Regions from separate parts of the Mus musculus genome. Here regions 2, 3, 4 and 5 are each linked to region 1. Evidence: chromatin loops called from intact Hi-C (ENCODE). Cell type or tissue: gastrocnemius. All regions are shown on one strand. Links, peaks and the distances in the headings refer to the core of each region. The heading gives the core; the rest is flanking DNA.

The links. Hi-C counts contacts between places; a loop is a spot of excess contacts. Peaks named below come from ENCODE experiments on the same cell type or tissue, not always from the same donor. Only the 100,000 strongest peaks of a DNase experiment are listed, where the experiment ranks them.
Region 2: a loop joins it to region 1, with 2.7 times the contacts of the local background. A loop is called at or near these places in 3 of 42 quality-filtered maps.
Region 3: a loop joins it to region 1, with 14 times the contacts of the local background. A loop is called at or near these places in 39 of 42 quality-filtered maps.
Region 4: a loop joins it to region 1, with 7 times the contacts of the local background. A loop is called at or near these places in 11 of 42 quality-filtered maps.
Region 5: a loop joins it to region 1, with 2.9 times the contacts of the local background. A loop is called at or near these places in 3 of 42 quality-filtered maps.

What each region holds. Positions count from the first base shown.
Region 1 is chr11:67,347,449-67,353,884 of GRCm38, reverse strand. It overlaps Myh13 (myosin, heavy polypeptide 13, skeletal muscle), which reads right to left. Exons shown (of 39, transcript NM_001081250.2): 17 at 5,879-5,996; 18 at 4,962-5,085; 19 at 4,179-4,315; 20 at 3,396-3,651; 21 at 1,689-1,931; 22 at 136-312. Gm40029 (a long non-coding RNA gene) reads left to right here and starts at 3,433. Exons shown (of 3, transcript XR_879955.3): 1 at 3,433-3,880; 2 at 4,286-4,416; 3 at 4,824-5,114. In gastrocnemius, for the core only: a CTCF peak has its summit at 3,279 (motif pointing right); a DNase peak (open chromatin) is centred at 3,298.
Region 2 is chr11:67,280,268-67,286,703 of GRCm38, reverse strand. Myh8 (myosin, heavy polypeptide 8, skeletal muscle, perinatal) reads right to left here. Exons shown (of 40, transcript NM_177369.3): 5 at 6,429-6,436; 6 at 3,425-3,452; 7 at 3,218-3,326; 8 at 3,035-3,127; 9 at 2,839-2,902; 10 at 2,173-2,271; 11 at 1,976-2,079; 12 at 1,683-1,821; 13 at 415-533; 14 at 179-328. Among named protein-coding and RNA genes, the nearest start is that of Myh8, 6.4 kb to the right of the region's middle. In gastrocnemius, for the core only: no CTCF peak of the experiment used is centred there; no DNase peak of the experiment used is centred there.
Region 3 is chr11:67,107,188-67,113,623 of GRCm38, reverse strand. It overlaps 2310065F04Rik (RIKEN cDNA 2310065F04 gene), which reads left to right. Exons shown (of 5, transcript NR_038055.1): 5 at 1-1,163. Among named protein-coding and RNA genes, the nearest start is that of 2310065F04Rik, 9.7 kb to the left of the region's middle. In gastrocnemius, for the core only: a CTCF peak has its summit at 1,431 (motif pointing right); DNase peaks (open chromatin) are centred at 1,429, 2,873 and 3,233; H3K4me3 peaks cover 2,986 bases; H3K27ac peaks cover 3,781 bases.
Region 4 is chr11:67,229,847-67,236,282 of GRCm38, reverse strand. The region is part of intron 1 of Myhas (myosin heavy chain gene antisense RNA); the gene reads left to right. Among named protein-coding and RNA genes, the nearest start is that of Myhas, 4.2 kb to the left of the region's middle. In gastrocnemius, for the core only: no CTCF peak of the experiment used is centred there; no DNase peak of the experiment used is centred there; H3K27ac peaks cover 4,000 bases.
Region 5 is chr11:67,272,708-67,279,143 of GRCm38, reverse strand. It overlaps Myh8 (myosin, heavy polypeptide 8, skeletal muscle, perinatal), which reads right to left and starts at 2,020. Exons shown (of 40, transcript NM_177369.3): 1 at 1,910-2,020; 2 at 1,683-1,726; 3 at 78-316. The coding sequence starts at 287. In gastrocnemius, for the core only: no CTCF peak of the experiment used is centred there; DNase peaks (open chromatin) are centred at 2,030 and 2,366.

The DNA of each region.
Region 1 (6,436 bases), core at 1,479-5,478:
TGACCTGCTGGTCACCTTGGACCTGTGTGTTTGGGGTCAGGGCACAGCTGGAATCTGGACTCAGGCTCTGACTCCAGACTCTGAGCTCTCTAGACTGATCCATCTTTGCAAGGCTCGGAAGCCACATGTGCTTACGTCATCCGTCTGCTGTTCCAGCTTGACATTGATTTTGATGAGACCGTTGACTTTATCTTCTTCAACCTGCAGGTCATCCAGGGTCTGCTGATGGGCTTCCTGCAGAGACTTCTTTTCTTTCGTCAGTTTGGAAATGGTTTCCTCAAGCGCTGTCATTTCTTCAGAGAGGTTCTTCACCTAGGAGAAAGTCAGCAACTCATCTAATAGTGAAGCAATGACTCCAGCAGCCCCCAACAACAAAACCTATGGCTGCCTTAGCTACCTATGTGTCTCTAGCTTCTAAGCATTCTGCGGCAGGCCATTTCTCAGTTATTTTTATATACATTTTCTTATTTATTTTATTTCATCTTATTTTAAAGAAAGTCTTCAGATAGTTCCTGGGCTGGCTCCAAACTCCTAGACTTAAGAGATTTTTCTGCTTCGGCCTCCCAAGAAGCCAAGAAATGGCACAGATCACTGTACTGGCCAGCCTTGTGGGGGTTTGTGAGACAGAGTGTTCCCGTTCATTTCATCTGCACTTCCCCCTACTGAGCACCAGGGGCTTCATGTTCATCTTTGATACCTGATTCGCCTCGCCTGATGCCCCAGTGGTGCATTGTGCTCTCTGTGTGACTCTACCACATTCTATGGCATGGTCCCAGTTCTGTCCCAAGCAAAGCTACTGAAAGCATCCCTATATATGCAAACACTTTTATATGTGTTCCCAAAACCTTGATGGGAAACTTCCTTAGTCTAACACAAAAACAGAATTGTTGGAGTTGTAGGGTATATAGAATGTTTCTTCCTTTCCTTTCCTCTCCTCCCCTCCCCTCCCCTCTCCTCCCCTCCCCTCCCCTCCCCTCCCCTCCCCTCCCCTCCCCTCCTTTCCTTTCTTTTCCTTCTCTCTAGTCTTTCTTTATTTTTCTTTCTTTCTATTTCTCCTTTCTTCTTCCTTCCTTTTTATACAAGGTTCTTATGTAGCTCTGGCTCTCCTAGGACTTGTTATGTACAGCAGGCTGGCCCCAGGCTCACAGAGATCTGCCTGCCTCTGCCTTCTGAGTTCTGGAATTAAAGACATGCACAACTACTCCTGGAAATTTTTGTTTTATGTGTACGGATGTTTTGTCTGCATATAAGGACCTATGTATACCATGTGTGTGCAGTTCCCATAAAGTCCAGAAGAAGACATCAAATCCCCTGTGACTGGAGTTACAGACTGTTGTAAACCACTTTTGGAAGAGTAGCCAGTGCTCTTGACTGCTGAGCTGTCTCTCTAGCCACTAGATTCCTAATTGGACTAAGTAATGCCAACCGGCTTTCTCTACATCCTTCTAAGGCTTGAGGGTGCCTGTAGTCAGTCCTTACTGCCAAGGAAATGCACAAGTTAGCAACACCCCCACCCCACCCCCCAGGGAGAGTTGTCGGAGAGCTTGTGGAGTGGAGCTCAAGAATGAGGAATCATACCTGGCAGCTGCTTGCTATGTAGACCAGGCTGGCCCCAGTTCCTGCCTCCCACTTCTAGGTGATGAGTGAAGGCTGGCGGGAAGCCTGTGAGGAGCCCTCAGTGTACCCACCTTGTTCTCCGTGGCGTGCTTTTCCTTCTCGACCTTAGTCAGGGTCAACTCCAGGTCGTCAATGTCTCTTTTGAGAGAAGAACACTTGTCTTCCAGATTCCTCTTCTTGGCAACCAGCTCAGAATTCATCTCTTCCTCCTCCTCCAGCCTCTCATTCAGTTCCTTGACCTTTGCCTCCAGTTGGATCTTGCTTTTGATGAGACCCTCGCATCGTTCCTCCGCATCCATTAGATTCTCTGTTTCCTGAAAGAGACGGGTCACTGTGAGTTCTGATCAGTTATTTGTAAGCCCTGGAAAGAAAGAGCCTGACCCTCAAAAAGCCAGCACCTAAGCTGAGCTGAGAAGTAGGCTGGTTGTACGTGCACGCAGGCATTTACACAAATGTCACCTATGTGCTTGTTTAACCACTGAGGACATCCTCACTGGCAGCCAATCACTCAAAGTAATCTCATGCGAAGGCACTCATGGAGTTACAGGTTCATTGTAAACAAGAAAGCCTCTCCACCAGTCAAGAACCACGTGATCTGCATCCTCCATGCGAAACAAAGCAGATTGGTGTTTTCAAATGTCTACTTTCTACCTGTTAACATTCAACAGAAGGGGGCTGTCCGTATGTCCTTGGCTGTGCTTTCTCCAGCAAGAGAATGGGAGAGTAAAAACACACAGGACTAGGTGACTGAATAGACCCATGTCCCAGAAGACTGTAGTGAGTCTTGTGGATGGGACCAAGACTGGCTATTTATGCTCAAAAGCTAAATCAGCCAACACCTTCCCGTTGTAGAGTATTTGGAGCACTAGACACACAGTGCAGGGCAATGGACGGAATGAGCCAGGGAAGAGTCCTTGCTAATGCTCTCTGAACCTCTCGACGCCTCAGCACACGCTGGGCACTTGACGTGCGTCTGATTCCTTGACAACCATTCACTGTGAGTACTGTTATGGTGTTCATTATGTCCTGTTACGGTGCTCATTTTCAGATGTGAACATGAAGCCAGACAAGAGAACTAACAAACGCTAACAAGAGGGGGAATCTGGGAGGTTAACACAGCTGGATCGGGAACTCCTGTCCTCTGAGCCTTGGAAGGTGGTGCTCCCATGGAGAGCACTCTCTCTACTCATGGGGTGAGAGTAAGTGAGAGAACATGACTGTACATCAGGGGAGATGCAAGGGAAGTCTCTGAGGGTTTGATTAAGAGAAAAAAATACATTTCCTGGAGAGGAAACAATTATGCATCCAGAGTATTGTGGCCCGTGAATGTGGCTCCGTTTCCCCCGCCCTCATTTCTTTGGTAAAGATGAATTCTCTAAAGAATTTTTCAGAGAATAATCATATATTGAAAATCATGCATGGAAAATTGGTTTCTGTTTTCAGTTGGGTTATAATTTTAATGATTTATTTTTATTGATACATTTAAAATGTGGAGTTAAACATTTAAAATAAGTATTCTTATTTTATGTTCATGAGTGGGTGTTTTTCTTGCTGTGGAAGACAGAGAAAAGACCAGAGAGAGCATAAAGTTACTCTGCCAACATGTTTTCTGGGGAAACCAAGGCCAGCCCTGTTCCTACTGACCGGATAATGCTGCAATGCTTGGTAGGACCACTAGGTGGCACCACTGCCTCTTAAATAGACAGCTAAGGGGCCCTCCCTGCTCCTTCACTGTCCTGGGAATCTGTACTTTGCACTCTCGGGTAGAAGAAACTTACAGACTGGACTTGCAACTGAAGGTCATTTTTCTCCTGCAGCAGGGAGACCATTTTCTCCTCCAGCTCCTTCCGACGAGCCTCAGATCTAGCCAGGTCTTCCTTGGCTCGTTCGAAGTCCTCCTTCATGGTGGCCATCTCCTTCTCCGCCTCCGCGCTCTTCAGCAGGGGCTTGATCTTGAAGAACAGGTTCATCCAGGGCCAGTGCTTGACGTTCATGAAGGAACGAACATTGTACTGGATGCAGAAGATGGACTCCCTGGGCACCCACAGGACTTGGATTAATTACCCATCGTATTGTACTTGCTAGTTCGTTTTCCATTTGAACCCCTCCCCGACAGGTCTCAGAATCTTCATCCTTCCCAGCTGGGTAGGAGGTGGTACACCTAAGCATTGCAGAGCCTATGAGTCTATGTGAATGAGGGCACTGGATGCAGCAGGAAAAGATTAGGAAGAAGGAAGGCTGAGCCAACTCCATGCCAACTCCAGTATGTGAACCAGGCCAGAGGCTTGCTGTGCCAGGTCCTCCTTTGCCTAACTATAAAACTGCCATTGTCTGAAGTATTGAATCTCTCTCTGCGTGTGTCTGCTTTCCATGTATCCGTGAACTGTTGGAAGGCAGGGTTTGTTTCCCTATCTCCAGTGCACAGGATGGCTGCTCAGTCACTACTGGACAAATGAATGAATGAATGGATGAATGAATGAATGAACATGCAAAGACCCAAAGAAGGAAGTGATTTCCAGGTGCTGAGTAGGAAGGGGGGGGGGGTAAGAGAGATGAATTACCTCCTCTCCATCATTTTCTTGAACTCCACCCTCATCAGGTAGCCCCTGCACACTGCCTGTGTGCGTGTCATTAGGGTCACCAGCTTCTCGTCTCTCATCTCTTCCAGAAGCCCCAGGAGCCCAGCTTTGAAAAACACCTGCATTAAAAGAGAGAGGAGCCCAGCTGTGTCCTCGGCAGGTGTTCAGTCAGCCTCGTGATAGAGCCTGTTTCTTCTCAATTCCATCCTTGACACCTGAGGTATTTCCAGGCCTCCCGTTCTGCGGGGGTGGTCTCTGGTTTTGTACCTCTTGGGCTGCTGGTAAGGCAGTGTGCTCTAAAGTAGCTTCCAGGTCCATCAGTCACGTAAAGGCAATCATGACAGACCCAGAAAGTAATCACAGGGCACAACTGTGTCCAGGATAGGATTGAGTCAGTGATATATGTCTGGGTGGCTGCGCACAGGACACATACACGCACACAGTGACCAGGAGTCCTTCCATTGGTTATCATTACCCTTCTCAAGCTTACTCTGGGATCTCTCCTATTTTCTATGCACACTGAGGCTCTTTCTTCCCCTTTGAGAGTCTCTCTCCTGGCTCTCTAGGACCTAAGAGTTCCCCTGCTTTTTGCTCCATTTTCTGACTTAAGCTTCTTGACTCTTAAAGATCAACAACAGAGCCGGAGCCCCCCAGCCACTGCCCCAGGGTTCCTCTGCCAGGACTGCAAGACCAGGCTGCTCAAGTTGACTGGAAGAAGAATGACCCTTCCTTCTGAGCAGGAGTCTCCAGGCCACCCGTCCTCACCTTGGTATGGCCGAATCGGAACTGCTCTCGGTCCACATCGATGGAGTTCAGGAGCTTCTCCGAGGCGTTCTTGCTGTCGATGAACTGCCCTTCCGGGATGGCACTGGCGTTAAGGATCCGGTACCTGAGGAGAAGAGACACTGGTTCCGACCTCTCAGCATGGTCTTATACCTGAGACCAGACCCTTCTAGAACCTTCTGCTCCACTCTTAAGAAGGTAAGCACTATTTTGCTAGCCTGAGGTGAGGGGAGAGTCCAGGGGTGAATTCTAGGGTGTGGCGGAGGGAAAGAAACATGAAGGAAGGAGGAAGGCGGGCTGAACATCTAGCTCAGAAAAGTTGCCTTCAGAGGAAATGGCTCTTCTCTGACCTGGAAGAGCTTTGAATTAAACCGTGGCTTAGAGACCTCAGCCCTCCTAACCCTCAAGGGGTCTGGACTTCTGGAAAGAAAGAGTTGTTCTGGGGCAGTGGGTTTCAACTGGAAGACTTGGATCCCAGGGAACACCCGGCAATGTCTGGTGCCTTTGATGGTCATAGCACAGGAATGTGGTATGTGGTTTGCTCCCAGCATCTTTGGGTAGAGGCCAGAGATGATGCTAGGATGCTCTAATGTACAAGAACACCTCTCTGTGAAGGATCACAGAGTCCCAAATGTCCATCAGTCCTATGGTGAAACATCCTTCTTTAAAGTGACAGTTAGACCTAGCCTGTCAGTCAGGTAAGGTCTGACTGTACTGATAGACCACCTTGGGTCATTCCAAGATGTACACTGGACATGGGATCATCCTTATGGCAAAGTGATGTTTATAGAAAACCTTCAGAAGCTTGTTGGTTTATCAACCACTTGGGCCACTTTGGATGGAACGTGTCTATAAAAACTGTCCCTAAAGGAGTTAGAGACACAGAAGAGCCAACCTACCGTTGTTTGAAGTCAGCATAGAGGATTCGACTGGGGAACCCTTTCCTGCAGATCCGGATGCCCTCCAGGACCCCATTACAGCGCAGCTGATGCATGACCAAGTAGTGGTCCATCACACCTGGGGAAAGGGCAGGGTGTGGGACATTGGTGGCTTTTCACTGTCTTGATGATCTGAGACACCCATGAACTTCTTCAGTATCAACAGCACTTAAGTGTGTTGATAGTAGCGCTAAGCGGGAGTCTGGGAGTGACTGCAATGTGTATAATAAGCCTCACAGAGGAAACGCTCCAGTCTTCCTGAGAGACTCCGGCACCCCATGAACATGAGAATAAGAGATTTATCATTCCTGAAGCCTCAGTAACTATGCTCTGAGGAAAGCAGGGGTATGTGGAAAGGGTCTGGGAGTTGCTGTTAGACAACCTGAAGAGTCAGCCCACTTCTGCTTAAGGGTGAAAAATGTCTAATGTACAGAACCTGCAAGCCAGATGTGAAACAAAATCGAGACAGAAAGGAAGGCAGGAGTTGGAGGCTGAGTGTATTGGGCTGATGGCCCTCTT
Region 2 (6,436 bases), core at 2,051-6,050, 68 kb after region 1:
ATATACTGATTGCTCGATAAATTTAGCTGTTATCATTTTCTGTTACCTTAGATTTTTTACTCTTGTATTAGGTTCAATGTTGGAGTTAAGCAATATATACAATATAAATAATTGTCACTTAGTACATTGAAGTTCAAAATTGTGTCCCTCACTTCGTATTATTATGAAGATAACTCACATCAAAGATCTCAAAGCCAGCGATGTCCAAGACCCCGATGAAGTACTGCCGGGGCTGCTTGGTGTCCAGCTGCTGGTTGATGCGGGTGACCATCCACAGGAACATCTTCTCATAGACAGCCTTGGCCAGGGCACCCACCGCATTATACACCTTTGCAGACATAGTGATGTTTGTTAGTGTTATTAAGTCGTGTCATGTAGGCCTCAGAGTGTGATTTATGGAGAATATGTGCTTACTTGTTGAACCGTCTGGCCTTTGGTGACATATTCATTGCCAACCTTGACCCTGGGATAGCAGAGGGCTTTGAGCAGATCAGCAGAGTTCAGACACTGGAGATAGGCAGCCTTGTCAGCCACTGTGGTGACACAAATCAAGAAGTGTTTACCAATGGGCATCCTCCTTAGCCTGCCCCTTCATCTTTCTCCTATGGAATTACTCTGTTGTTTAGGTTGAAAAAAAAAAACCTTTAAATCACATAACAAAAAGGCAAATGAAGTTCTTTGCATGTATATTAAGGTACTTGGTAGTCACTGAATGGTTGGTCACTTATACTGGCTTTTTAATGACTTGTTGCAAGTAGGATTTGAGAACAGTTTCATTAACCACAATAAATAGTGTTTATGGTGACACTCAGTTCAAGGTTATGAGACATAGTCTCTCCCTTTAAGACTTCAGGCATTGCTGGAAGGGTAAGATAAATAAGCTATAGCACTCACCATTAGGGAGGGTAAAAGACAGGGGAACTGGACTCTTCCTGTGTCTACCTTTCTGAATTTGACCTGATCAAAGGAACCTACTTCTTTATCTAAAAAAGCAAGGGTTAACGTAAGTGGGTGACCCTCTCTAAAAGTCCAAAATATCTAGGCACATCTAATATGTGCCATGCTACATGTCAGAATGAAAGGGAACTGCTAAAGAAGATGAAGGGAGAGGGACAGGGAGGAGGGCATGTTTTGGGGCAGGTAAGTAACTGGGCAGTGGTTTCTATGTACCCAATGTTTCTTTCTTCATATGTTGGGCACACGATTTTTCTTTGCTAGCTCATTTTTTATCTTTCTTGCTTGTTGCCACACACACACACACACACACACACACACACATCACATACATATATACATATGTATATAGGAGCATCCTTTACCTCTCACCCTATACAAAGAGGCTTTCTTAGCTAATGCTAAAACAACATGTGAATCTATCATGTATTCAGACCTAGATGTGCCAGGACAAAGCAGGAATTCCACTTCATTCTGTCTCCAGTTCTCTGGCTCTAGGTCAGCTTATACATGGCTGCTGAGGCTTGACATACCTTATTTGAATGGGCAGTGATGATGAAGTGATGGAGGAGTGTACAAGGAGGGTGTGGGGGGAGCCATGTGTGTATACAAGTGTCCTGTAGTCTTCAGAAGTGCAGTCCCAAGGAGATATGGGTATGGGATGGGGTTTAAAGTGTTTCAGTTTGAAAATTCTCCTTTTCAAACCTACATGGAGGGTATTTTGGTACCTTCAGTGCCATCTGGCTCAGCCTGCTCCTCCCGCTGCTTTTGCTTGAACTTCATGTTCCCATAATGCATCACAGCCCCTGTGAGTTTATAGATGGACACTTTCTCTTCAGGTGAAAAGCCAAGGATATCAATGGCACTCTAGCAGAAAAGATGAAAGGGCAGAGGTTAGGGTAGAAGACACTATGAGAATTTATAATCTACCCCAATGTGACTACACCTCTGTGGGGCTTGCTGTTGCCGTCCCCATACATCATAGGCGTGTTAAAAAGTGTGTGCATATACTGTGACTTACATCTGTGGCCATCAACTCTTCTTGGTCATCAATGCTGGGCACCGTGATCTCCCCCTGACTGACAAAGGCGTAGTCATACGGGTTGGTGGTGATCAGGAGCATTTCTGAGCACACAGAATTAAGGGTAGATGTTTGACATGAGAAATTGCTAGTAGACATTTTTACCTTCCAACCACAAATTTAAAGTTCGTCCTTACCAATTAGCTCTGGCTTCTTATTGGAGGTGATCTGATAAAAAATGTGGTAACTTCTTTCAGCTTTTAGCTGGAAAGTGACTCTAGACTTCTCTAGAAGATCTGGAAGGAAAGAGGTCAAACTAGGAAAACATTCTTTTGACATATTGTAAACTTTAGTGTCTTTGGCCAACACTGAGGGACACTGCATTTGGCTCCACTGGGATTTCGGTGTGCACATCCTGTGGTTACATATAAGGACAGGTGCCATGCACCTTTCTGTGTGGGTGTAGCCACTGAAGCACACTTCTTCCCTGAAATTAGTTTCAAATGGGGGAATTCACGACCTCTGTGGGTTAACCAACTTCTAGTGTCTTTGCATCACCTCACATTATCTGTGGTAAAAGTCTACCTTTGAGACATTTACCATATTGGATATAACTGGTAGGTAACCCTGGGGGTGGGAAATTCGAGTTGCTTCTGAGGTTTGGAAGTCCTCTGGAATGGAGATGGGAACATTAGCCTGAGACTGAGATACTGAACTGTGTGGGTGTGTCTGGCATTAGCTCACAGACTCTAGTGGCCAAGTGCTGTTCTGCAGCCTTCTTGCATAGAAAAATGGTGCAGAATGGCCCTGTAACCAAGCTGGCTAGTCTCCCCACTTAGAGTTTCAATGGTCCAGTTACTCACAGGTTTCAATATCAGCTGATGCCAGTTTCCCCGTGGTACCGAAGTGGATTCTGATGAACTTGCCCTGGAAAAGATAAAGACATATTTAATACTAAACACTGAAGCACATGGAGATAAGCATCTAAATTATCAACTTAGATGGAATGACCCCAGCAAGTAAGGACAGGTAGGGCCCCTCTGTGATCCAGAGACTCACAAAGCGAGATGAGTTGTCATTCCTCACGGTCTTGGCGTTCCCAAAGGCCTCCAGCAGGGGGTTAGCACTGATGATTTGATCTTCCAGGGTCCCCTACATGGGAAAGAGCAGTCTTTGCATCTGGGGATCCAAACTTCTGGGCACCATAGCAGTCTGGATCCACATTCAGGCTACCAGACCCACCTGCATTTTGCCAGACTCCTCCTTCTTCTTGTCCCCAGTGACTGCAATTGTTGCAAAGTACTGGATGACACGCTTCGTGTTCACAGTCTTCCCGGCCCCGGATTCTCCGCTGTTAAAACACAGGGGAAAGGAGATCAGAACTGTGCAATCTACCAGCAATGGTTAAAACAGTTGCTGCCAACCAGAAAGAAGAAGAAAGTCACATACGTGATCAGGATGGACTGGTTCTCACGATCTGGGGAAGCAATAAAGACCACGGGTCAAAACTAGTTGCATATTCAACAGAAAGTAATGAAGACAGGTGATCCCAGACTCATCGACTCTTAGAGCAAGATTTGTGAAAGCAAGAGGCAAGGAACCACCTATTTTCTTTTTTTCATTTTATTGATTTTTTGTTTGTTTGTTTTAGTAAATATCCATAACATAAAATCTATCACCTTTTAAGTTTTCTGTGTGTCTTTGTGGTGTATAGGTGTGTAAGTGCATGAGCAGCTGTGTGTGTGTACAACACAGAATCCCAAGACTGGTCTGCGGGGTGGGGGGTCTTCCTTGATCACTCTGCACCGTATTCACTGATGCAGGGTCTCCCAGTTGAACCTAAAGCTCACTGATACATCCAGTCTAGCCATCCGGTTTGTTTGGGGGAGAATCTTAAATGCCCCAGGCCCAGACTGCATCTGCTTGGTTGCTAGGGGATCATATCGTGTTCGTCATGCATATGTGGAAGTACTTTATTTGTGGACCTGCTTCCCTGGTTAGACTTATACTATTTTAAATGTACAGTTCTGTGGGATTATGTTCTCTCATGTTGTATAGCCATCAGTACCCGCTGCTTTCTGACATCTTTTCATCTTGTAAAAACGACCCCCTGTACCCATTACATAGCGGATTCCAACTCCTCCAGACCTGGCACCCACTCTTCAGCTTTCTGTTGACAACGCTGTCTATTATCAAGCCATTGTAAGAACAGAATCACACAGTATTTGTCTTTGTGACTTTTTAACTTAGCCTCATGTGTGTTGTAACACTGCCAGAATTAACTCTTTTAAAAGGAAAGGTACTATTCCATTGCATGAGCATTCCATCCTTTGCCTAACTATTTATCATCAGGGTGTGTGAGCTTCGTGCAGATTTTTGCTGTTATAAATGATGCTGCTGTGGACTAGATCTGCAGAGACGTCTTGGAATGTCTGCTTCCATTCTTTTGGCTAGCTTCCCAGAAGTAGGGACCATTGATCAGACCCTAGTTATATTCCAATTGCTGGAGAACCACTTTACTGTCTTCCATAGCAATTCTGTCATTTTACATTCCCAGCAACAGTGAATGGCATCTTTTTCTCTACTACTTTATTTTTTATTGTAGTTATCCAAATACATAGGTGGATTTTTTTTACTTTAAAAAATTATGTTATAAGAACATTTAAATGCACGTAAGAGCAGAGACTATGATAATGAGACTTTGGGCACCTGCCCTACAGAGTAATAGTCATTAATACTTGGCCAATTTCATGGCATTACTATGCTATTCCAACCTCTCTGGGTTATTTTGAAGAAAACCTCAGACATCAGGTGATTTTAGTTATAAGGAGTAACAGTTGCAGGATTATGAAGTCATTAGAGACCTTAGATGTTGCTTAGGTAAAATCTCCCACTTAGCAGACAGTGAAGCTAAGACTTAGAAGAGAAAATGGCTTCTTAAATGTGAGTTACAGAACTAGTTAAGGTTGAAGATAGTCAGGTATTTTGACTTCCATTTTGCCTATTTTTCAACTTCTTGTTCTCTGTCCAGTTTTTCATGTCACTAATTTGACTACTGGTGATGCCAAATAAGAAGTGGCCTAATTAATTAATTAGCTATATAATTAATTAATTAATTAATTAATTTTATTTCTCTTTAATATAGATATTTATCTCTATGTAATAATGTATTTTATCAAATTTCTAGTTTATCAACTCTACAATTCTGTATTGATAGACTGGATTTTTGAAACTTCTAAATTTAAAAGTATTTCTAGAGATAACCAATACAAATCTACATGTTATTTAGATGTATGAACACACTTAGACTTTAAAAACCTTGAGCTTCTGTTCAAGGAAATGGGTATGGATTTTGGATGTATGAGATTGTCTTCTTTTTCTAATAAAATCATGTACAACTGTATTGCATCTAGGAGAACAGACAGGAAAGCAATGGCTCAGCGCTTCAGCCAATATTGGGATAACACTAAGCAGATCGATGCCATGGTTCTGAACAGATTTGTATGAAAAGTGTGATTGGGAGCCCAGGCGACTTTAAATTTGGGGTAGCTCCAAAGCCTGGAGAGTCATTCGGTGGCGGTGGATATGGCAGTTTCTGGATACTATAACCTCCGGCGGAAGCCAACACCGGGGTAACTTTGAGGAAGGAGGGCACAGAGTCCTTGTGAAAGTCCAGGCCAGTCTGTCATAGTGGGGGGGGTCCCTGGTGTGTCACTTTCCCTACCCCCACCCCCTTTAAAAGACAATCTATGAGCAAGAACAACAAAATGAACAGAAAACAAAAAAAGAAATGTGCCCAGGTACCAAAACTCCACAGAAGAAAGGGAACATGGGAACTGAGAACATATCCAGAGGCATTTATATGTGAAGATAAAAGGTTTTAGTGCTGTTCTGGGACCGATCATGAGTGTGCTTTGATAATGCAGAACTAGCAGACTTGAATAGGAGAATGTTTCAAAGTCCATGGGAGGAATTTTATAAGTTCTCTTTATCCATGCTCTATCTCCAGCTTACTCTTGCTCTGTCTCCAAAGCTGGCATCATCGGCTGTGTCATTTGAAAATCCACATAAGAATTCAGAGTTCTCTGGATATGCCTGAGACCTCTTTTTTAGGCTGTTGAGAAGGTACTTTTAAAGGGATCTGTTTGAACTTTTTTGTATCCAAGTTGGAAAAAAAATGAACAAATCTGTTTTCAGAAACTGGCTCTTTGCTTTATCTGAGTTGTTATTTGCTAGCCCTGTTGGCTTGGGCAGGCCAGTGAATTCCAGAGTGTCCCCGTTCACATCCTAAAGTGGAGATGACTGCCGGAAAGAGCAAATGTCATGGCTGTGGTTGTTGTTTGGAAATGGCAAGTCCCATGAGGCACGGGTATCTTATAATAAGACTGGGATGAGCTCCGTTTGCCCATCCCAATTGTATGTGCACATCCCTATAAACAGATGCCCCACTCACCCGTCAGC
Region 3 (6,436 bases), core at 761-4,760, 240 kb after region 1:
TCGGTTCTTGTCACAGTTCTTACAGGAAGCTTTGAGGTTTGAGTCCGCTTGGCAGGGAGGAGGCGTCACTCAGGGAGCATGGACTGTGTTCTGGGGATTTGAGATTGGGGGACTGTTCTCAAGAGAGACCTGGGGTTGTGCTCAGCCTTGCCCAATGCTTGGGTCACTCTAGTCTGGAATGGTCACAGAAGTGCAGTCTCTGTCGGAGAAACCAAACCCTTTGTAGGACCTGTCTTGAACTAAGGAAAGAATGGTAGGTGGAACAGAGCTCAACGGACACCGAGAGCATCTCCCAAGCGACAAGACCCCCCCCCCCGGCCCCCGTTAGTGAGCGTGAGATGTTCGTGGGCAAAGACACGGGAATGGGTTCTCAAGCAGAGGGGATGCACTTTATGATCCATCTGCCATGTTTGCAGGTGAGTGAGTGAGGAGAAAAGAACGGTTACGTGGAAGACCCGTTACGGACATGAAAGCCAACCCCACCTTGAAGATGTCACCGCGGTCCCAAGTTGTAGGTGGACGCCAGAAGAGTATTTAGACTCAGACCCGGGCAAACTAGCGGATGTGCTACTCCAGGCTTAAGAAAACCCAGGTGGTTAAAACCAAGGCAGCATCCCTAATCTGTGCTTGGTCCAACAACATGGCCATTTATTTGTGGCTCACCGCTGCCCTCTGGTGGCACTCTCCAAAAATGCAACTTGGTTTTAAAGGTTGGGGATGGCGAGACTGACTTAACCAGTTTGTTTGTTTGTTTGTTTGAGTACATACCCTCAGTATTTGAGTCTCAGGATCATTTTGATTCACCTGCATGAATCAAGTCACGTGATTAGAGTAAAAGGAGCAGAATTCAGCGTATCTCATGCCTTTGTCTGGCCCTGCCATTGTCAGACAATTCAGCTAGCTCTTGGGAACTGCTGTTTCTATCAGACACTATTGTGTGGGGCCTTTTATCTGAGCTGTAGCATTGATCCTCTAGGGTGGGTGCAATAATTATTCATGTTACAGATGAAGAAATAGAGGCGCACAGATGTCTCACTCTTAACATATGAATATGGTATTGAGTCCCCAGTGACACCAACCTGTTAAGATGTCACTCAGTACCCACCCAGTCCCGCCCTGAGCAGAATGAATGGACGGGGAAATATAATTTTAAAGTACTGTTTAAATAAACACATATTTTCTGTATGTTTTTTAAGTTTGAGACTAAATTCTAGATGTGCTCTTAGCCTGGCATGCAGAGAAGGAGACTCTGGGATGGAGGGGGCGGGACACAGACATGGAAACTCTCTCGCTTTGAAAAGACATAGTTTCTCGGGATGATGCGGCTGTCTGATGGGCATTGGGGAGCGGAAAGGCAGATTCTGGAGTTTCAGAGCTTCTGAGTCACCTACCCTCTCTTCCTGCAGCTGAAAACAGTACCCACTTTGGCCTGTAGGTGGCAGCTTAGGCTCAACAGAACCCAAGTCTGTTTTTTGATACCCTAGTTCCCACCAGCTGGGAATCATTTTCAGATGGAGGTTTGGGGGTGTTATAAACTCCTGATGTATGGAGACTGTGCCTCACATACTCTGGTTTCGATGATCTTGTGGGTGACCTGGGCAATTCGGTGGTGGTGGTGGTGGTGGTGGTATTTTGCTTGCTTGCTTGCTTGCTTGCTTGCTTGCTTGCTTGCTTGCTTGCTGAGACAGGTATTTGCTATGTTGCCTCTGCTGGGGTCTGAATCCTGGGATCAAGTAATCCTCTTACCTCAGCAGCCCAGGTAGCTGGACATAAGAATCTATTTATTCCACAGGGCCCGACCATAAACATCCATGTTTTACAAAGCTCCCCAACTGACTCTCCCCACCCAAGCTAGAAGTGGCAGTTAGCACACGGAGCCCCTTAGTCCCTGTGAGTTTGCTGAGCAGCTTATTTGACATCCTTTCTTCGTTCCACCTCTGCAGTGTAGCCTGGATCCACAGAAAGAAGGGAAGAGCAGAGAAGGGGCATCGTAGGAGGGATGGAGAATGCAGTTCAGACAGAAGAGAAAATGAAAAAGGGTCTTCTCAGACCAAGAGAGGAAGGAGTCTAAAGGAGTGATTAAAACACGTTTCATACCTTACAGAAAAGAAATAGGCCATGTGAAGGACAAAGGATTGTTCCAGAAAGCAAGAAAACTTGCCCCTTCTACTAACTAGAGCTTTAACAGGAATCCTGGTGAGGGCACTGTGGGTATCGGGGTTTTGGGGGGAACCTGGCCAGGCAGGGAAGTGGCAAGGGGTTTCAGGGGGTGTGGACAGCAGAAGGGGCTTCACAGGGAAAGTGGAGTCTTCCCATGTGGACATATATCCTGAGAGACATTAGCGGCTACCAATGGTTCTCTCTTCTCAACAGCTTCATGCCCAGTGTCTTAGTCAGGGTGTCTATTCCTGCACAAACATCATGACCAAGAAGCAAGTTGGGGCGGAAAGGGTTTAATCAGCTAACACTTTCCACATTGCTGTTCATCACCAAAGGAAGTCAAGACAGGAACTCAAGTAAGTCAGGAAGCAGGAGCTGATGCAGAGGCCATGCAGGAATGTTTCTTACTGGCTTGCTTCCTCTGACTTGATCAGCTTGCTTTCTTATAGAATCCAGGACTACCAGACCAGGGATGGCACCACCCACAATGGGCCCTTGATCACTAAGTGAGAAAATGCCTTACAGCTGGATTCTCATAGAGACATTTCCTCAAGGGAGACTCCTTTCTCTGTGATAACTCCAGCTTGTGTCAAGTTGACACACAAAACCAGCCAGGACACCCAGGAATGGTGGCTGGCCAGAAATCCTCCCTAGCCCAGTGCCCTCACAAAGAGAAAGGGCCATGTACAACAGCAAGAGCATCTGTTGCCATAGCAACTCATTAGGCACAGCCCCAATGTCATGGCCCATGCTCATCTTCGGGCATAGCCTCCATCTTTGAGCACACACACACACCAAATAAAAGATTCATACTTAACACTCAAAACTCCATGAACAAAATTTTAAATTGTGACAGGCTTCCTCTTGAGCTTTTACCTCAACTTGAATATCCGACAGCATTGCTGTGGCATTTTCTAATGAATGCAGGCTGAGGTAGTGGGGAGTCCTTCTCTGTCCAGTCACATCTTGCAGGAGCTACCTTCAGCCCTTGGCACCTGAGGAATATTATCACAGATCTGTGGGAACTGTGCTTCTGGCAGAGCGGTGGTGCCACCTAGTGGGAGAATCTGGTACCAAGCTCTCAAAGATGACTCCAAGCACAGCATGTCTTCCTGGAGCCTCTGGCTTCCTAGCAGTTCTCCATATGGGAGGCAATGCTTAGGACCTTGCACTGTGGTAGTTGAGATGGAGCAGATGGGAGACTGTGTGGACAGATGGGTCAGGAGGTAAGGGGAGAGATAGGTGGGGCGTTCCCAAGTGTAGCACTGTCATATACACAGATAGGGAGATCCGGAGGCAGATTCTTGCCCCCTACTTTCCCATCAGAGAAGTGAGAGAGAAGGTGGAGACTGTGTCTCTAACCTCCACAATCCTCACTTCACCTACTTGAGACAAATATGAGAAAATCAATTCCTAAGAGCCTTTGAAAACACAGGGTATCTGGGCAGGCACTGGAAATACAAAGATGCATAGCTGGAAAGTTCGGCACTACTGAAGGTGACCTGGGTACCGACGTGGCTGAGGAAGGGGGAGCAGGGAAAAGTCTAGACTTGGTAAGCTACAGAGTGAGTTCAAAGCCAGCCTGAGCAACTCACAAAATAAAAAGTGAAGTACAGCCTGGGGGTGTAGCTTAGTGGTAACGTATCTGTGTAGCTTGTGTGAGGTCCCAGATTTGACCTTCGTGATAGAAGGCAGGGGCTGCTTCCAGAAACATGTCAGAGCGTGCACTGGTGGCTGAGCTGGTGTGAAAGACAACCCAGCAAGGCTAGAATTTCAGCAAATGCAACATGACCATGTTTGTGGGGAATCAAGCGAGGGCCCTTTCTTCTGCCACAGGTGGGACCCAGCGAGTGTCATTCTGAGACAAGGGTGCTTGACCAACTGTAACAGAGGCCAGGAGTGTTTGGAAAGAACTGTGGCAAGTTACACAGATTCCACGCAGGCCTCTAAGGAGACCTCTGTTGCTCTGCAGAGACTCGGCTGTGACATGATTACCCTGGACACTGAACATAGTTCCCACTTTTCTGTGGCTCAGTTTATTCCAGTGGGAAAAGAAGATGCATTCCGCACCTGGACTTGGAGATTTTGATCCTTTCCTGGGTTGGCAACATGACCTTGGATGCCTTTCCATAGGGGGTGGCAGCAGCAAGCTGTTCTTAGTAAGCCCCAGGACCATGAAGGAAGTGACTGGCCCTACTGTGTCCCAGACAAGCAAGCCAAGATGTTTGCCAGATTGAGTAGCTAGATAGGTAGGTAGGTAGGTAGATAGATAGATAGATAGATAGATAGATAGATAGATAGATAGTATATACACAATTGATTGAGTATATAAATATAGATATAGTATACACTCAATTGATTGAATATATATATATATATATCAGCTTGACAGTGCATCCAATCCACAGAACAACAGTAATGGATTTCTCCCCCAACAACAGTAGTGGATTTCTCCCCCTCCCCACCCCCCAGGCCCTAGAACCTCCTAAGCTATGGGCTTTTGGCCCAGTTTACAATGCCAGACCTCAAATCCCCTCAGAAAAGGGTTGGTTAGCCTTGTAACCTTTATGCCACTTACGCCCACGGGCACACACCTTTGCCCATCAGATAAGTATTGCAGCAGTCAGGGTTCACATCTGGGCAATACCACTTAATGGCTTCTCTCCTACAGCTGTCATCTATGGGACCTCCAGAACTATGGACGCTATCTATCAGGGAGGAAGTCTTCAGGTCGGGTCCAGCCTGAGTTCTCGAAACCAGAGTGTATTGTGCCTTCAGCAATCGGATCTTACCATAGTTATGGTGGAAACCAAGAGCTTGTGTTATTTGGGGGAGGGGTCTCTGCAGCCTCCTTGACCAGTTACTCCTAAAGAAGTATCCCGAAGCCTGGCATATTTTAATTTAATAACCCATACCTTCTTGGAGAAGCACTGTTCGCCCATGAAGAGTACTTGTGTTCAAATGCCTTTAAATTTTTTGTTTTTGCAATTCAGCTGCAAAGTGGTGGATTTCCATATGGGTTTTATATACATACACCCTTAGTTTCTGATTAACCCACACCTACCCCTCCTTTTTCTTCCCCCTCACTTGAACCTTTAATTCCTGGGTATTTCTCTCTCCTGTTTTCATATTACAAGAGATCATGGGTTCCTCTTCTTATCGGCCTTTAAAACCCAAAGGGGGAGTTCAATGAAGTCATGAAACACACTAAGGAAAACCGATATGAAAATCGCTCTTTCCGTGTAATGATTAATATTCAAGCTGTCTTTTTAATCTCTGGAGCTAGCTCAGGATGGCTTACGCCACAGAACCACTGTTAATATTTTCCTACAAAGATGTCAAGAGCCACCAAAAAAAAAGCCTGTGTGCATCTCTTATCTATGCTTCAGACAATGGGGCTAAATCGATAGATTACTACAGTATTATGAGACAAGACAGAACCTGAAGAGAAGAAACAAGGTCATTAACGCTGTGCTCAGCACCTAGCATTCAAGCCCTGGGTCAGGGGTTGGAATCTCAGCTTAGGGAACAATTCTGATGACAGGCTAGAAGACGCCTACCAAAGTCAGGGACTCTTGCGGCAGGTGCCCATTCCAGTGTCCAAGTAGCCGTGCTGGCAGTGCCGTGTGATCCCTCGCTAAGAGTAAAGGATGTAGGTAACTGGAAAGCATCCTAGCAAAAGCTGCCCCTGATCATAAGGATGAAGTCACAGTCAAAGAGCTGATTTTCCCCTGGAAGATTAGTCTTTATTCTGCAACGGTTTGGAAACAAAGGGCTGTACGCTTTTGCTCCTACTGACCAATGGTAATGTCAAATCTTATCAGTGGGAACTTATGGACCACATAGCCCATGGAAGGTCCTGTTAGTGTAGGGATGCTAAGGCTGGGGCTGGACGACAAATCGGGTAAATTAATCTCTGCTCCCTACCTATGCCCTTACTTGACTCCCTTCCGTGGGCTCCTGGGCATGTACTGTGATTGACACGTACTTCACTCATTAGCTCAGGAAAGGGAGCGTGCGTAGGTGCGAGCATGCGTGCTTATGTGTGTATGTGCGCTCATGCGTGTGTGAGTATAAAGCAAGAGAGCGAGCGAGCGAGACCCAGAAACCACGAGTCGCCACCCGTGTGCTGAGGCCTAGATCCCCAAGGCTGGCTCAGAAAACAGAAAAGGAAGACTCCATGTTTCTAGCTTAAAATGAGTCGTTAAAAAAGGGTGACTTGTGCCCTGGGAATGTACCAGGAAATCTTAGGTCTTCCCACCTGTTGCCCGGGGAC
Region 4 (6,436 bases), core at 1,420-5,419, 120 kb after region 1:
GAAGAGAAGTGACCTTGATAGAGGGCGAACACCATTCCTCTGGGCTTGCTTGTCCAAGGGATGTCTAAATAGAGGACACAGGAAAGGAATCTGAGCTCTCTTGTACTCTCCTGGTACTTTATGACTACATACATGTGGGAAGGCCCGCCTTATTCCAAAGCAGGGTGTATTTTGGATGCGCTATTCAGCAGTCCAATAAACACTTCTTGCTGGCATTCCCCCTATGATCCTCACAGATGAGGAAATACAGGATTCTGAGAGTTTGTATATATTTTCTTATCTATTGCAAACACATCTGGGAAAAATTTAACACCGTTTAAACCTTACATGGTCATAAAAGTTAATTGTGTGTTGTAAGTCATTGTGTTAAGTTATATCACCATGTGTGAGTTGGGATATAGTCTCAATGCTGCACATGTCTTTATAAAATGCACAGAACAATGTCACTAGGGGGCGCTGAGGTACACATTCCTCTCTTAGGGATGCAAGGTTACAGTTGCACACAGACTCCTGAATCTCCCAGAAAGTTAAAGTATTTGTAAAAGATTGTAGGTGCTTAGGGAATGTCCAGTAGACAGGTTTTTCAGGTTTTGATATACATTTTGTAACACAGTTGAAACCTTGACTGAGATATTCATAGCCTGGTTTTTGTGGTGTCCAGCCATGACAGCACATCAATAAAACATCTTAAAACTCAGCAAGTCCAATTGGTATTTGTTTTCTATTAAATTACCCTGAGACTCCCACAACATCACTACTGGGAAAAGTTACGGATTCATTTCTATGCCAGCCATTAATTGTGGTCTACAAACTTTCTCCAGTGGTGTCCTGCCTTCACTTTCAGTCTTCTTCCCCTTTCCTTGGTCCGCCATATCAGGTGTATTCTCCTTCCACATTTTCTATTCTGAGTTGTAAGCTCATAGGTGGACATATATCTTCTTCCTACACACTTTGTTTTGATGAACGCTTCCCCAACTTTCTTTTTCCCCCGTCCCCCTAACTCAGCTTCATGTATTGCTACAACATCCTCTTGCACATACTTACCCACCAGAAGTTGACATTTCCAAAACCAGGAAGCTATAAATAAGCTAAAACCAAGATACAACACACAGAACTATGGAAAATATATGAACCTAAAAGTCAGAACTATGTCAAGACTTGTGTTCTTATGTTGCTGAATATAAATGGGAAAATTCTGTCTTGGTGACATAGTCAGCCCTGGCCCCAACATGTGCAGGAGTTTTACTCACGCACTTCTTTCCTTCCATACCTGTCTACACCTTTCCTCCTCCTCCTCCTCCTCCTCCTCCTCCTCCCCCTCCTCCTCCTCCTCCTCCTCCTCCTCCTCCTCCTCCTCCCACTATTCGAAGAGGAAGAAGCACTTACTAGATGTTATAATTAACTCAGGGCACAGAGTCTTAGGAAAGCAAGTCTCAGAATGGGAAGAATGGAATGTTTTGTCTCTCTGTAACAGTCGCTTCACTTCATTCTATAGGGTTCCATTGATTCCTGGTGCAGTATTTAAACATAAATTAATGGTGTTTCCTTCCTCATTGTCTGACACTTCAGGGTTGAGGAATCATAAGTGGTCCCCACCATCCAGGTAACATTAGTAATTAGTGTTTGAGAATCTAATTTCCTGGGTATTGGTGGACTATAATGAGAAATAAATCAGCAGATAATTTTAATTCCTGCTCATGTCCCCTTGAATCCTTGCCTGCTTGATCCCAGCTAGACAGCAAGACCTGCTTTGCTATTTTGCTCCAGGAGGAGGTCTTGGAGATTAAAAGCCAAAGTAAATCTTAGGATTTACTTATCTCTTTGAGATCTGACACTAGGAAACCTTTAATGTAGAAAAAAGTAGCAGGATGCCAGGGCCACAACTGCTGACAACTGGCATCTGCCACGGTGCTGGAAGGAGAGGAAAGAGGATGCACTACCTTCCCTCGTGGTGGCACATCCACAAGGCATGGCCGTGAAGAGGGAAGATTCCACTGCGAGGAGAGACAGAGTCAGCGTTTTAATTTTCAAGAACAAGTTATTAGTGGGTATGTGTGGACTCTATAAATTTCACTGTGTGAATGATTGCCATTTGGTTAAAAAGGTCAAAGCTAAAGAACTATCTAAGAAAAAAATGTGTTCTTATTAAATACATGCTGTCGTTGGAGGACATTCAGAAATAAAATGTGACTAAATACAGCTGCTTTTATTTAAACAAGTAAAGCAGAGATCATTATAAAATGTGGGTGTGCCTCTAGTAACAGGGCCAAGATGACAGATGTAACCACTGGAGAGAAGATGCGAGTTAGGGCAGAACTCGAGGGAAAAGACAGGGTAGTATAATGAGAGAGAAGATGAGATGAATTAGGGAGGGGGGAGAGGGAGGGGAGGAAGGAGAGGAAGGATGGTGTAATAAATGGGTTAAAGATAAAAGCAGTACAGAAAGTGAAAGACCAGGAGAGGCCAGGATGGAATGACTGCACCACAGAGACAAAGCAATACAGGAACTGAGTAGGTGAGATCGGGCAAAATCAAGCACAAGGTGAGGTTGTGTGGAATGCCTGAAGGAAAGTATATGGCAGCAAGCCTAAACGAGGAGAAGAGATAAGACAGCAAGTACTAACAGGCCTGGGTGATGAGCTAGGATGTACAAGTGAGTGGGAGGCATAGGCAGAACAGAAGAACCGAAGAGGAAAGATGACATGGCTTAGAACAACTGGACGTTTGCGATAAGACTGGGTATAATGCATAAAACCAAGAGATAAGATAGGGCAAAGTGAAGGGAGAGGAGAGACAGGGAAGGATCAGTGGTTGGAAGATGAGCACAGGATAAAAGACAGGATCTGGGCTGAGTGATTCAATCAGATGAGACTGGAAGCAGTAGATGAACAAGAAAAAGCATCCAGTAGTTGCTCTAAACCCCAAAGATAGAACAAGACCCCAGGCCTGCATAGATGAGGCTTACATTTTGATGTGACAGAAACATATTGTCTATAGTTATAGTGAGCCATAAACAACAACAAAAAAATTCATAGTAATTGAGAGAAATGAACTATTTTAATTTTTTTTTAATTGTAGGGGTTTTTTGCCTGCATGATGTCTGTGCATCATATGTGTCCCTAATTCCCACAGAAACCATAAGATGGTATCAGATCTCCTGAAATTGGCATTAGAAATGGTTGTGGACTGTCATATTTGTGCTTAGAATTGAATCCAGGTTCTCTGGAGGAACAGCAAGCCAACTGGGTGGGTCTCAACTTCCGTCTTGGTTGTTTTTCTATTGCTGTACTAAAACCCCAATGGCCAAGGAAAAAGAAAGTGTTTTTCTCTTTTAAAACACACTTTTTAATTTGGCTAAATGGGTTTCGAAGGTCAGAGTCCATGGTGGTGGAAGAGGAACAGCTTACATCTTGATCCACGGCCATGAGGCAGAGAGAGCCAGCTGGGAATGCCATTAGCTTTTGAAACCTCAAAGCCCCTCCCCCACAGTAACAGACCTCCTCCAATAAGGCTATGCCTCTTAACCCTTCCCAAACAGTTCCATCAGCTGGAAACCAAGCATTCAAATACATGAGCCGATGTGACTTATTCTTATTAAGTCAGCCATAGTGTGCCAAAACATGATGGTAGGAGGTGATAAAGGATTCCTGAAGCCGGGAGAAACATGATATTCTAAGTTCCAAATCCATGGACCTGAACAGCTAGTACAGCTGGCTAACTGCACTCTTAAGAGGGGAGCATTACCAGTGATGCTTGCAAAGGAGTCAAGGACCACCTTCAGGATCTGTCCTTTATGTGAAGAGCAAACTAGAAAGTGATGTCGTCAGAGCTCTCTGGCTGAGGTTGAGAATGACTGAAACTTGGGATGGAAGCTCAGCTATGTAACAGAGTAGATCATAAGTGATGGTGGGTTGAAGAAGATGGCAGCAAAGACAGAAGTTGATGGCCTTTGAAAGAACATGTGGTTCGAATAAGGGACATTCCCCACAGGCTCATGTATTTGAGTATTCAGTCCCCGGGTAGTGACACTGTTTGAGAGGTTATGGAACTTTTAGGATGTGGAGACCTGCTAAGGAAGGACTTCACTGGAGGAGGGCTTTGAGAATCATAGTCTATCCGGGCTTCCAGCTCATTCTGTTTCCTGGTATACTGACAAAATGTGATCAGCCAGTTTCCTATTTCCTGCCTGCTGTCATATGGTCCCCACTATTATGAACTCTTAACTCTCTGGAACCATAAGTTAAATGAAACTTTCTCCTTTAAGTTGACCTTGGTCATGGTATTTTGTCACAGTCACAGAAACTAACTAATATAAAACTTGATTTATTGGGTATGGGGAAAAAATGAAAAAAAAAAAAACCTAACGTTATTAAGGCTGATCCTGAGATTTTGAGCATGAGCAACTGTTGTCATTACTGTGATAGGATATTAGATATAACCTTGCTCTGAAGAAAACAGAGGAGGGGCATGGACTCATTGTGTCTATTTCTGGTTTGGAAATGATCATTAGCAGAGACTGAGCATAGATCTCAGAGGAAGGAAGAGCTAGGTTTGAAGTATAAATTCACAGCTCATCGGGCATGGATGGTACTGGAAGCCAGGAGACTAGATGGAGCCACACAGAGAGGAAATGTAAAATGAAAATGGAGAGGCCTTTGCAGTAACAACCCCTTCCTGTATTGCTCTGACACAGTGCGTGATACCCACTAAACCACGCAAAGAATTTGATTGTGTATGCTGTTATAGTGTATAGTATAATTGGGGCTAGTGCACAAATTGCTTTAAAGTATAGAGACGGGACAAAGCTTTTGTGGAGCGTATATTCGCAACGGCCACTTAAAAAGATAGATTTTTACCATGTCAATGTTAACAGCCTTCAGAAGATAGAAGGAAAATGATGCTGAGGAAATAAAGGCTGAATTTTACTCCTACAGGTTTGAGAATAACCTGTAGGGGGAGAGGGAATACTACCCAAAACGCATTCTTCTGAATGGCAGTAGAGTGAATGTGGGACCTTGAATCAGAACCTGGTTCAAACAGCTCAAATTCTTCACTTGTAAAATGGGGGGAAAATTACCATTTCACTGAGTTGTTGTAAGTGAGCCATTTATAAAGATAAAGGTCATAAAAGGATGATATATTATACAGTCATTTATCAAGGCTGTAGCAGCATCCACCGCCATCCTAATTAGTCAAACAGTCACACAATACCAACCCATTAACCAATTAACTTACGGCATATTAATATCATAAAAAATAGAAGCGCTCAAAATGGGACTTGAGTCCATTACACTGAGTTTTCAGGAGCATCTGGAGATCTGTCAAAGGAAGAGAAAGAGAAAAGATAGGATAGGCAGAGCCATGAAGATAACCGGAAAAGATCAGAGTCTTAGAAATCAGAAAGAAAGAGAGAACATCCCAAAAGGAAAAGATGGTCAGAGGCATTCTATCTGCGTGAGAAAAGTCGGGCTGAGGACTCAGCGTTTAGTTCAGAAAGTGAATAAATCACTAAGGATCACAACAATGTCACTGAAAGGGAGACGAGGGGACAAACATTAGGCTCGCAGGAGCTGATGAGTGGGGGAAGTGAAGACGCCGTGTATGTACATCAATACTCAGAAAGGAAGTTTCAAAAGACAGACAGTAGCTGGGGAAAGGAGAACATGGGAGAGTGTGAAAGACGCCAGTAGATTTGAAGGGATTTGGGAAGAAAATGGAAGAGAAAGATATTCCATTGCATAAACTTCCCAAGAGGGTTGAGGGGTGAGTTCCTTATATGAAGATCAAGACAGTAGGAATGAGAGACAGTTTCCACTTCCTGACACTCATTTCCAGCTTCTCCTAGTTTAAAATACTTTAGTGCTAACAACTATTGACAATCTATGTGATAAATTTTATATATACAAGGCTTTACATACAATGCATGTCCCCAGTGTTTACCACAGCCTGATCAATACGTTGATCATCACACTTGCTGCACATTAAGTCTTGAGAACATAGCTATCCTGTAAGCAAGAGCTTTGTATCCTCTCACCAATATTTGTCCGTTTCTCCCAACTCTCAGCCCCTGGAGAAACTCACTGCTTCTATGAGCCTGACATTTTAGACTCCACACAGAAATGAGATTGTGCAATGTGTGTCTGGCCTATTTGACTTGGCACAATGTTCTCACTGGGCAGCCACTGTAGTTACAAATGGCAAGGTCTACTTTTGAATGACTTTGTAATACTGCATTGTATGTTCAAAGCAATGTTGTTTAATTTCTTCCTTTTCCCCAATATATATTTTTACAACCCTAAAAAGCCAGGTATATAAGACAGGTATAGGACTTCAACACACACTGTTAAAATATTTTATGTCATAAAATATTGCCACATTGTATGTATGTTTACCTTATGTGTCCATTAACAAGTTATTGAAACTGTAGCTATTTTGA
Region 5 (6,436 bases), core at 385-4,384, 74 kb after region 1:
CCTTAGCAAGGAAGAGCTTGCCTCTAGATTGAGCCAGAGAAATGATCCCAGAGAGGGCCCTCTGTGTTTTCACTTACTGCTCCACTTTCCGTCTTCACGGTCACTTTCCCTCCATCCTTGCTTTGTATAACGCTTTTCACATAAGACTCCTTGGGCTCCGCCACAAAGACAGATGTTTTTGCGTCAAAAGGCTTATTTTGGGCCTCAATCCTCTCCTTCTCCGATTTTCGGAGGTAAGGAGCAGCTTCGCCAAAAATAGCCATCTCCGCGTCCGAACCCGCACTCATGGCTGCTACTTATTTAGCCGAGGTTTCAGCTTTTGAGGACATGGAAGAGAGAAAGAAAAAGCAAAAGTCAGGACTGTGGATGAGGATTTGAAGTGTGGCAGGCTGAGACCCCCTTCTGCAATCTGATATCTTGTGAAAATTTGAAGACCCAGTTTTAGAACTTGGCAAGTGTCCTCGCCAGAATCTTGACTCCCAGGAGTAGGTACCTACAGCTTTGATTACAATGAAAACCTTTCCACCCTGCTTTCCCCTCTGAACTATAGTGATCTCTGTAGTTAAAGCTGTTGACGGATTGTTTTACAGCAACTGTCATTACTTAATCCTCTTGTCTCTTGCAGAATGTCTGCATCTGCCACACTCTGGGACAGTCACCTAGTTAGGAAGGAAACATGGCTTTGTGCAAATGAAGGCTGTTGGTATTTTTTCAAAGCTACCAGAGACACTTTCTGATCTTTTAGATGACCATTGTTGCTCAAAACCAAAGGACTGTTTCCATTTTGTTGGTATTGGATATTATACCTCTCCGTGGTCTGTTAGAAGTTCCTAACCAATTCTTGGTTCTGGATTTTCATCCTTTGGCTAGGGAGCAGGAGACTTAGCACTGCCCTGGTTCCCAAATCTCCTTTGACGTGAGAGATTTCAGCTCTCAGTTTGACTGATTTAACTACAGAGAAATGAGTGCTTCTGCACAGAGGCTCTTCTTCCAGTGGAAATTCCATGGGGTTCTTTTCCTTCTTCTCAGAAAAAGAAAAGCGTTAAGAGTTCATCGCATGCGCAAACGTTATTGACTGGACATGGATCCTTGAGCCTCTGCTGCAAAGGCATGTTACACTGGTGGACTGTTAGCTTTACTCTCAGGTACTGACTTCTGTGGGTCTCAGTAGAATTGCTCCTAAATTATGCACAGTGGCTAACACTCTGTGGAAAGAAAACCTGCTCTTTTTTTTCTCACAAAAATTAAGTGAATCCTTAAAAATAACTCAGATATGTTTTTAACAAGATGTTTATGCTTCCAGTTTTAAGTAACACTGTTTGAAAAGCATGGTGTGTGTGTGTGTGTGTGTGTGTGTGTGTGTGTGTGTGTGTGTGTGTGTGTTCAGTGCTATACAGGAGGCTTGGCATGAAATAGCTGGTTGCCACTAGAGTTACAGCTGATAACTCACTGACAAAATTCATGCTGTCCCAAGTGTCCCTTTAATCCCAGGCTTCAGTGAGGGTAAGTAGTCTCTGAGAATAAGACATTCTGGAAAAATGATTTCCAGCATGTACAAGCCGTCCCTCAAAAACACCTCCTGCTCTAAAAACATGGAAATGGCGGATAGTTAAGAACTATTCACAGATTCCTTAGGCTAAAATCCCCTCTGTCATCAACAAATGAAGAAATCCAAGTCTTACCTATGGAGCTCTGGATGAAAACGTAGAGTCACGCCTGTCCTTCACTGTGAAACAAGAAGTGTCCCCGTTAGTGATGATCAGCAGTCCTGCACATATAGTATAGAGTTTAAAAGTTCCCCTACCCTCAAGCTTAAAGAGGACTTGGTTCATGCTCGGAGACAGCCACTGGGTTCTTGCTGCTTGCCCCCAGGGTCCTCAGGCTCCCAAGGCTCCCATCCATCACTTACCTCTGGGCTCTTGGCGGAGATAGGGTGTGAGGGGCAGCCCTGCTTATATAGGAACAGAAGTGCTGATGCTGCAGCTCCCTCCTCTTTGTCAGGGCCAAACACTTGGCAACAGGAACCCTCGGCGAAGTTTGTAGCGACATTTGGCATCTTCGGATATAATTAGAAGTATTCATATCATTCAGAGTATGTGAACCAATCTCCTATAAATAATTTGACAAGGACCATTTTGCCCTCTGAGAATGCTTTCTAGTGTGTTGGGAAGGGAATCTTTGACAGCGCCTGGTGGGCCTTCTCATAAGTTAGTTCTTAAGAGTTATATTCAATTTGGCAAACTGTCATGCACGCCTGTCCTGTGCTGCCAAAGATCAGATGCCCAGCAACTCACTTTCCTTATTTGTTCCAACAGGAGCCCCCACACTGCATTCCCTTGGGCCGTCGCCAGGGCTCATCCTTGGAGCCTGACTAGGGCAGCAGAGCCAAATCGAGAAGAACCTTTATGCTGAGTCTCCACCATTGGACCAGTGCCCACCCTGCCAGCATGCTGAAGAATTGTTATTAGAAGTTAATGCATTCATCATAGGGAAAAATACGGAAAGAAAAGAGAAAATGCACCTAGACTTGTCTGGAGAGATAGCATGGGGGATGTAAAAGGGGTCATACTTTATATACACTCATGTCTTAACAACCTGCCTTAATGTTAATGTAGCTGATTCAGGCTATTAGTATAATTAACATCCTTATTTTTTAAAGAAAATATTTTATGGCTATGCTTTTAAAGTTAAAATCTTCCTTTATAAAGTTATTTACATTGAGATATAATTTCTATATGGCCTAACTTATTCATTTTAGGTAAGAATTATGATTTTTTTTAACTTCACTATTTGCTTTAGCATGCAAATATTCGCTGACCATGAAGGCAGGGATGTCGTACAGCTAGAGTCCCAAGAGCTTTGGCAACCGTGTATAATTCTGTAGCCACATATATCTTATTGGCAAAATCAACACTTTATAGACGAGGCTAAATTTCTCCTTTATTTTGTAAAACCCAGACTTTGAGGGTGCATTTTCTTATGTAGTTCCTGGGAAAACTAAATTGGTAAAATTGTCATAAAAAATTGGCTCGTAGACAATGGACACTCTAAATGTTTAAAGTGTACTTTAGGTACTTGCCAACTTACTTTTTCTGCTCTTAGTTCATTTCTTCCATTAATGTGTAAACAATATGGAAATTTTTCACAATATACAGAAGTAGACTAATCTAATGAATGCAGTGTATTTCTGATGGGTTGTTCATGGTCCAGTTTATTAGTATCATCTTCCATCCCCTCATTACTAGATTACATTACTAGATTATTTTGAAATCATGTACTATAAAAAATCTGGGTAGGATTGCATGTGCTTGAGATAAAATTTGCGTTTTCAAGTTCTGAACAACTTCTTGCGGTCTAATAATGCTCTGCTGTAGCAGCTCCAACTTCTAGAACTTGGATCTTCTAGAAGACCTAAATTAATAGGCAAATTAAATTTCGTGTAAAGGCTTCCTTTATGTCTTTGATCCTCTGGGTGCACTGTAAAGGGATTTCTAAAACTTGGAGATTCAGGGTCATACCTATGTTACTTTATATTTTCAAACTAATGATTTTAAGGAAAATGTTAGTTTCGTAATTTATTTTTAATTAATTCTTAATTAAATTCTGTAATTAACTAATAGTTTACAGAAGCATTATTATTCCTGCCCTTTCCACTGTTCTGTTCTTCCTGTGTGTGTGTGTGTGTGTGTGTGCCCACATATGTGCACACGTGTTAGGATATGAGATTGGTTTCTGGATTCCATACTTTCTCCCATGTTTTCATGCAAAATAGCACATAGTTTTCCATGTCTTTTGGGAGAATTTTTTATTATTTATTTATTCATTTCAATGTTGTTTTGACGATTTGTTAAGTCCGGATCTGAGCTTTAGAATCCGGTTGTCAGGTGTGAAAACCCTCTGTGGAATTCCGATTTGGATCAAGTTGATTTAACAGGTTCATTGGACAAGCACTGAGAGTTGTGAGCTGGTTCCTTCCCTGGGTGTGATATATTTTAGGTTTACTCCAAGTCATCATTACATTTCCTCTCTAGCACTTTTCCAGGTCTTAGATATTTTGCTAGGATTTTTTTTTTAATTGTTGAATGTATCTATTTTTTCTAGTACACTTTTTGCTCATTGATTACTGACATATGCCAGACACTGGATATTCAGAACTACAGTTTTGTTTGTGGGAGCAGTTTGCCCAAGTAATTCAGAGTCCTCTGCACTCAGGGTAGGGAGGTGACACTCTTTGGGGTGATAAGACGCCAACACAAGCTGCTGTGTAGGGCTTCTGGAATAGCTTTTTAAAAATATAATTTACATATTCTTATTTTATGTACATTGGTGGTTTGCCTGCCTGTATGCCTGTATGAGAATGTTGTATCCTTGGAACAGGAGTTACGGTCAGTTGTGAGCTGTTACGTGAGTGCTGGGAATTGAACCCAGGTCATCTGAAAGAGCAGCCAGTGCTCTTAACTGTTGGGCCATCTCTCCAGCCTCCCAGAATGGCTTTGTTTTTATAAACAGAAGGAGGATTCCATGTAACACCTTTGTTTTCCCCATCCTCCCATTTCCCTATGTAGAACACAGGTGAACAGCTGGAGACAGTCTTTAATGAAGGGTCAAAAGAATTTTGGAGAACTTAGCCTTGATATTTCTGAGCTAAACTTTTCTAGAGAGTCATTCACTGGTGGGTCATAGAGTATCGGTGTTTCATGGGTTATCCTTGCACTTGAACTCCAAGGCACCCCAGGTCTTGCCACTAGTGATCTTGCCTGCCAGGAGGAAGCCTCAGCCGAGCGCCTCAGCCCTGAAACATGGCAGCCATCCCTTCCAGTGGCTCGCTCAGCTTGGGCTTCTCGTCCAGCAACAGTTCTGAGTACCGGGGCACTCTGTGCCCCACTCTCCGGGTCTTCCCAAGGCTGACCCGGGCCACTGTGAACCAGCTTTTTTTTCAGGAAGTCTACTCTCCTATTCATGGCCATAGTGTTAGAGTCTTCTGAGCAGAATACCTCCCGGCCTTCAGAAGCCAGATCAACAGTAGCCTGACTCCTGAGACCGTGAGTCATCCATCATGGCCAGGTCAACACCAGGTCCCTGTCCTGACCTGTCAGAATCAGTAGCCTGCCCAAGCTTAAGTGGTGCTAGGCCATAGCCCCACCTTCCAAACCCTCCCTGTAAACTAGGACGCCTGAACGGATACCAGCAGCAATGGAGTTTGGTTCATAGCATTTAACGTTATTGGCCCCATAACTGTGCCTTGCACAAAGCAGAAAATAAACTCACAGCAGCTGTCCTGAAAAGAGAGAAAGAGAGAGAGAGAGAGAGAGAGAGAGAGAGAGAGAGAGAGAGAGAGAGAGAGAGAAAAGAATCATTCATTTCTTCTGTTATGCTTTTACATCTCTTGCACCCTCTGCTGAATTCCCTCATTGCTTCTTTTTTAATGGTTTGGTTTTTATGACAGAACCTCTTGTAAAGCAGGTTGTCCTCAGACTTTTGTAGCCAAGGCTGGCCTTGAACGCCTAATTCTCCTGCCTCCACCTCCTGAGTGCTGGGATTATAGACACATACCTGGCTTTGCTCCGTAATCACTTCTAATATATATATATATATATATATATATATATATATATATATATATATGTATATATATTTGAATTTTCAGTGCATCCTTTACAAATAATCACAATTTTGTGTTTTCTTCCTCTCTTCATTTATGTGTTATTTTCCTTCTCTTATTTCATTGTCTGTGACATTAAGGAAAATGTTGAATATTATCCAATATATTATTGTACGAGTATCTTTACTTTGCTCTTATCTTTATTTGTATAAAATGTTTCATTTTATAACTTTTTTGATAGACATAATAATAGCTGTAAATTTCCATGGGAAATAAACATGATATTTTGATGCATGTATATGTTATGTATTGCATCTGAAGTCTTCTTTTTTAAGTACTCTTTTTTAAAAGATTTGTTTATTTATCTATTTTATGAGAGCACTGTATCTATCTTCAGACACACCAGAAGAAGGCATTAGATCTCATTACAGATGGTTGTGAGCCACCATGTGGTTGCTGGAAATTGAACCCAGAACCTTTGGAAGAGCAGTCATTACTCTTAACCACTGAACCATTTCACCAACCCACATCTGAAGTCTTATCTAGCCTAATACTTGTTGTATTTTTATGTTTTATATAACAAAAATCAATAAAATAATTCAAGTTCTATGCATTTACTTAAGAAAATTGAATGCATGCTTTAAAAGTGTTTATTTTCTTTTAAATTGTACTCATGTGTATGTGTCTCTATGTGCTTGTAGTACAGGTGCCCAAGGAAGCCAGAAGAGGAGGTTGGTCCTCTGGGCCAAGAATTAAAAGGCAGTTCTGAGTTGCCTAATGTTGGTTCTGGGATCCAAACTTAGGTTCTCTTCTAGAGAAGTACATGATTTTAAC